Linked DNA regions of Mus musculus: region 1 is linked to region 2. The links are chromatin loops, found by intact Hi-C in ENCODE. Cell type or tissue: heart. All regions are shown on one strand. Links, peaks and the distances in the headings refer to the core of each region. The heading gives the core; the rest is flanking DNA. Region 1 has its middle 19 kb from the start of Gm46926. Region 2 has its middle 6.0 kb from the start of Adap1.

Region 1 (2,805 bases), core at 164-2,663, 360 kb after region 2:
AAATGAGGTCCTAGTCGCTGGATACCAGGGCTTACTACAGTTGCTGTGAATTGGCTAAATGGATATCTAACCCCTCCCTGAGCTACCCAGGTCTCTGTGGCAGCTAGGCCCTGGCACAGCCTTGAATGCCACCCTCCTCCCCAACCTCAGCCCCAGCCAACTTCCTCTCAGAGTAGATGCAGTCGGGCCTACCACGTGTCCTCCACCCCCAACTTGTAAAGTAACAACCTGTCACGCTACAACCTCTTTGCACCCAAACCACTCTCTGATCTGTGTAAACTGCGATTGATGCGGCGCCGCTTGATATTAATATCTTTTGTTTGTGTGTCTGGTTCCCAGAATCTAATTAAGGAACGTCGCTGCAGAGCCGGGTGCTCCAACAGTTCCCTGCACACACCCAGATGCTGCGTGCACACGCGGCTCTTTTCCCGGCCTGTGTCCCCTCTGCGCACTTAGGGTGCGCTCAGGCTGCACACTCTGCAAGCCCAGGCCAGTGCCTGTGGGCCTTGCAAGTCCAGGCTTCCTCAGAGTACGGGGAGGGATTTGTCCTGTGCTGTGGGCGGAGCAGTCCTGTACAATGGGTGGAGCGATACTATGCAGTGGGTGGGACAGTCCTGTAAAGGGCGGGGCAGTCCTGTGCTGTGGGAGGGTCCTCCCCTTTAGTAGGGTTGTGTGAAGCCTGCCTGTGAGGTAAGAAGGACTAGGCTGGACTCAGTGCAGGCAGATAGCGATACAGGGACAGAGCTTGCCATCTGTCCTGGGATGGGGAATGGGGGTGGGGAGGGGAAGCCAAGATAATCTCCCACCCCAAAGCACAGATAGAGACAATGAGGCTGAGAGATGCTTGCAGTTCTGGGTTCTTCCCTGGCCCTCCAGACACCATGCTGTACTCCTTAGGAAGCAATTACTTATTACCAAAGGGTCTAAGGAGGACGGGGATCCAGAATCCTTCTACCCGAGGCCACTAGCTGTCCAGGGGAGCCCCCACCACTTCTAGTCACAGAAGTGATGGCACTGTGCACCTCTTGAAGTCACCACTTGAGCCAGCGATCTCACAGCCCTGTGGGCCTCATCTGTGGCAAGCCAGCCAGTACCCTCCTGTCAGGCCTCCGAGCAAGCACACAGTTTTCTGCTGATGCCTCTGGAGCCCAGGACACCAGATCCCCAATGTGGTCCCAGATGAGGCATGGCAGGCCCAGGGCACAACAGCCTAAAGCAGGTCTTCAAGGTGGTTCAGCCAGGTGCCCTGGACCGTCATGCAGGCATCCCTGGGTGTGTGGCTTAGGTAAGCATGCCCCTTGCACTACTTCTGGGACACCCGCAGGGCCACCACCCCGTAGAAATCCGCGCTCTTAGAAACGCCGCAGCGCCACCTGCAGGCCGCACTCGGTGCTGCTCAACTGACTGGACTTGGGGGCTATTGCCCAAAACGTAAAGCCAACATGAGGCTTCTCAGTGTGTCATTTGACCATTTATTCGTTGATTCCATTTTACTGATCAGGAAACTGAGGCGAAAATAGGTAGCTTAAGATGACCTCAGTTGAAAGCAACCAAATGAGCTCACCCTGCCACCCAGCAGCAATCCGACCTGTCACCCACCGGTTAAATAATATTCCAAGTCGGGGCACTTAGGGGAGGGCTGTAAGAATCTTCAGTCGGGAGTCAATGAATGCGGTGGATGGTCCCAGCTTGTGGTTTCAACTTTTCTGCGTGGCATTCTAGAAGTTCTAGATACATGTGCCTCAGTTTCCCCACCCATGCTGTGTATGGGATAGAAGCTACAATGTCTATGTCCCATGTTCTTCCCACACCCTGGATGTGTTAGCAGAAGTCTTTACAGGGCAGGCTGTGGCAGGGCTGGGTCTGAGGTGGCCCTGTCCCTCATGGGATCCCACAGCACCTATGGCTGTCACTGGCAGGAAGTTTAATGCTCCCATCTAACGCCGACCACAGCCCTCCTATACGCCTGTGGCCTCACTCAGGGCGGGCATCTCAGATGGAGGGTAAGGGACAGATGGTGCTGGCCCGTGTGCCAACCCAGCTGGATCCGGGCAACGCCTGCTGTTGTTGAGAGCAACTGCCAAGAACTGTGGCTGGACGGGACTCCGGCTGCACCTGGGGGTCGGGGTGGACCCAGCTTGGCACTGTAGCTGATAAGCATGACCTTGAACAGGCCTCCCCATGTCCTTGTCCAGCGCCCCCCGCCCAGGTCTCTGCTTTCATGGCTCTCCCATTCACCTTCCACCACATCATCTAAGGACCCCGTTACACACGGCTCCCTTCTCAGCAACAGACTCTGTGATCTTTGGTAGTTGCTTAACCTCTCTGATCTTCATCTGGGAAACCTAGCCTGGGGACGAGGACAGAGGAGGAGTAGCCTTCTGGCTTGTTTCCAGCAAGCCTCAGAGGCCCATGGTATTGCTGGTACAGTGTTCATCTTGCTGTGACATTCCATGCCCAGAGCCAGCCATCACCTACCCATTTTAAAGACAGAAAAATGGAGGCTTCTATGATGACAGTTGGGAAGTGACTTCCAACACGAGTCAGCAGAGCTTTAAACATGGACCAGCCATACCTTATCGTCAGGTCCAGGACCCTGGTCACACACTGGGGAAGGAGACAGAGCACACACACCACAGACGCTTAACACTTGGCTGGGCTACCCCTGAGCGAGCAGGTCAGCGGGACTCTTCAGTACATTTGTATGTGCGTCAGCAGCTGAGGCTGCGATGAATTTGGAAGAGTCCTGTGCACCCCAAAGCAGCAGGCTGTATACACCATGGTAGACGGACACCAACACATCAA
Region 2 (2,805 bases), core at 292-2,791:
TGGCTTAGGTAGCCTTGACCCACCTCCCAGGGGGCCTCCTCTGCCTCTGTTTTCCCTTCTCTTTGTCCAGATCAGTAGGCCCATACGCATGCCTAGTCTCTCCAGAAGTTAGCTCGGTACCTGCTGAAGGCCCAGCCTCTGCTGGAGACCTAGTGTTGATGTCTCCACCCTCCGAGGGTGGCATATACCACTGGAGCCGCACCCTTAGTCAACTGGGGCCTCAGGGCCTAAAGCCATGGGGTCCTGGAAGCAGTATGCTGAATGGATCTTGCTGTCCAATGCCCCAGGTACAACCCTGTATGCTTGGGAGCAGGATCCCCTATCCCTTGTAGTGAAGATTGCCCGCTCCCACTCCACCCCCCACCAGACTGATTCCCTCAGGAGTGGCCTTGCTGGGTCACAGTCATCATGACCAACAGGATTTGATTTTTTTTAAAAATCCCTTTCAATTAGCATACAGAATGATGTATTTTGTTTTAAACCTTGCTCTCATGTAGTCTAGGCTGGCCCAAAATGCATTTGGTTTTGCCTATTTACTCGTTTTGAGACATAGTTTCATTTATTTCAGCTAGCCTCTAACTGCCTTCACTCTTTCTCAGAGATGGGGCTGGGGCTGGGGCTGGGGCTGGGGCTGGGGCTGGGGCTGGGGCTGGGGCTGGGGCTGGGGCAGGAGAGCAGGGTTTGGAGATTTCCTCCCACAGAGGGTCGGATGCAGGTGATGGGAGACTGGAATGTGGGAGCAAGGGCTTTTAAAACATCCCTGTTTGAAGCTACTGCTCCCCCAAAGCATCTCTGGTAGCCAGCGCTGCATCAGCACAGCCCCACCCCACTCTGCTCCCACCCCGCCCCCACAGACAGCATTTTGTTCTCACAACAGAAACCGAAAAACCCAGTGGAAAGTTGATCTGCAGCGAGGAGTGTTTCCAAGGAGTCCTGCTCCAGGGAGCCTTAAAGGAGACAGCAAATGTTACTGAGAGCCTGGCACCGGCTGCCAGGTCATGATTCTCCCACAGCCAAGAGACCGGGCCAAGGGACCCCTGATTCCAGACAGGAGTGGTTCAAAGCACCTCACCTGGGACCAAGCTGGTTTAAGAGGGAGCACTTTGGAGTTATCCTGAAGGATAATAGATAGACACGGGTGGGGCAGAGGGCATGGCAGCCGTGAATGCTAGGGTTCACAGAATGGACTTGTGGGGAATTTAGAATTCTTCTTTCAAGCTTGGAATGTAGCCTAGTCAGTAGAGTGCTTGCCCAGCGTGCAAGAAGCCCAGGATATCACCCCAGCACACATACTTTGGGTATGGTGGAAGATCCCTGAAATCCCAGGACTGGAGAGATGAAGGCAGGAGGATCAGGAGTTCAAGGTCAGCCTCAGCAACATAGCACATAGCAAGTTTGGCCAGTCTGGACTATATGAAATTCTGTCTGTAGATAGATAAATGGGGAGAGAGAGAGAGAGAGAGAGAGAGAGGAGAGAGAGAGAGAGAGATGGGGGGCACGGTTTGCTTCATAGGGAGCAGCCACAAGAGTGACAGGTAGACAGAGGCAATGATTCATGGCCCTCAAAAAGACAAGGAATGAAGGGCCTTCTGGAGCTGTGTGCACATACCTGCTCTGGGATCACAGGCTCCTGACAAAATGCCAGAAGACCCTCCCCTTCTCCCGGCCCTGGCAGAAACTGCTCCTGAGCAGCAGATTTTAAGGTTTCATGCAAACTGGCTCCGTCTCAAGGAAAAGTTGAAGAAAGCTCAAGGCAGTGTCCTCCAAGTGACCCTCGCAAGGGCTGCAATGCCAACACTTGCCAGCAGGGGGAGATAAAACACAGCGTTTCCTTTCTCCAGGTGCCAGCACCGCTGTTGCGAAGGACAGTTTCCTTCTTCCTTGATATTAGTGGGGGATGGGAGGGGTTGGTAAGAGTAGAGACAGGTCCTCTCTATATTCCTGGCTATTCTGGAACTCATTATATAGACCAAGCTGGGCTCGAACTCAGTGAGCCACCTGCCTCTGTGATCACAGGTGCGTGGAACCACACCCTGTCCTCTCCTGCCACCCAATGCTTGAGGCTTGATTCCCAGGTTCGAACTCAGGACCTAGGGTCAGCTCCTGGGTCCAGATGCATTGCTGGCATGAAGCATCTCAGAGTCCTGCTGAGCCAGTTCCCACCAGGTGGTCTGAGCCAGGGTCTCTCCAATTCTTTAAATCTAACACCGAGCAAGACCGGAAGCTGTGCCCCTGCTGCAGAGTCCTCACAAAGGCTGTGTGTGAGACGGGACCATGAGACAGTGTCCTGCTGCCCTTGAGTCCTGGCTGAATACCTCTCGGGCCTGGCTGGCACTTGGGACAAAATCATGGTGACAATTTTGAGTGGGCTGATTGGACTTGAGGCGAGTTGGGTGGTAGCTGACCCTGTGCTGTGGGGTGCAGACTGGTTGGTGTCACCATGGCCAAACACTCTTGATACCTACATGGCTAATACTGCTACTGTGTCCTGGCCAGGCCTGGTGGATCCCAGGTTTCCTGTGCCCCCCACAGCCTCAGCTGGGGCCCTATTCCTGCCCACGGTGGGGCATGAGGTTTCCCTTCTGACCCTAGCCCTGGTCTCCAGTTGGCGAGCATGTGTGCCTGGCCCTCCACTCTTATCTCTGCTAGTGGCTCCACACTGCTCTCCAGACCAGGCTGGGCCCCAGCTCCTTTGTCCTTTGGACTGGGGTGGGGACAGGCTTCTCTCTGGTACAAAAGAAGGTGGTACAGGGCCCTCTGAGAGGAAGAACAAGGTGAGGCCCAACCAGATCAGGTTGCTAGTCA

The links. Hi-C counts contacts between places; a loop is a spot of excess contacts. Peaks named below come from ENCODE experiments on the same cell type or tissue, not always from the same donor. Only the 100,000 strongest peaks of a DNase experiment are listed, where the experiment ranks them.
Region 1: a loop joins it to region 2, with 2.0 times the contacts of the local background. A loop is called at or near these places in 2 of 42 quality-filtered maps.

Annotation. Positions count from the first base shown.
Region 1 is chr5:139,686,511-139,689,315 of GRCm38, forward strand. No RefSeq gene overlaps it. Among named protein-coding and RNA genes, the nearest start is that of Gm46926, 19 kb to the left of the region's middle. In heart, for the core only: a CTCF peak has its summit at 1,375 (motif pointing left); no DNase peak of the experiment used is centred there; H3K4me3 peaks cover 272 bases; H3K27ac peaks cover 278 bases; H3K27me3 peaks cover 2,336 bases.
Region 2 is chr5:139,330,083-139,332,887 of GRCm38, forward strand. No RefSeq gene overlaps it. Among named protein-coding and RNA genes, the nearest start is that of Adap1, 6.0 kb to the left of the region's middle. In heart, for the core only: a CTCF peak has its summit at 1,801 (motif pointing right); a DNase peak (open chromatin) is centred at 1,839; H3K27ac peaks cover 684 bases; H3K27me3 peaks cover 1,054 bases.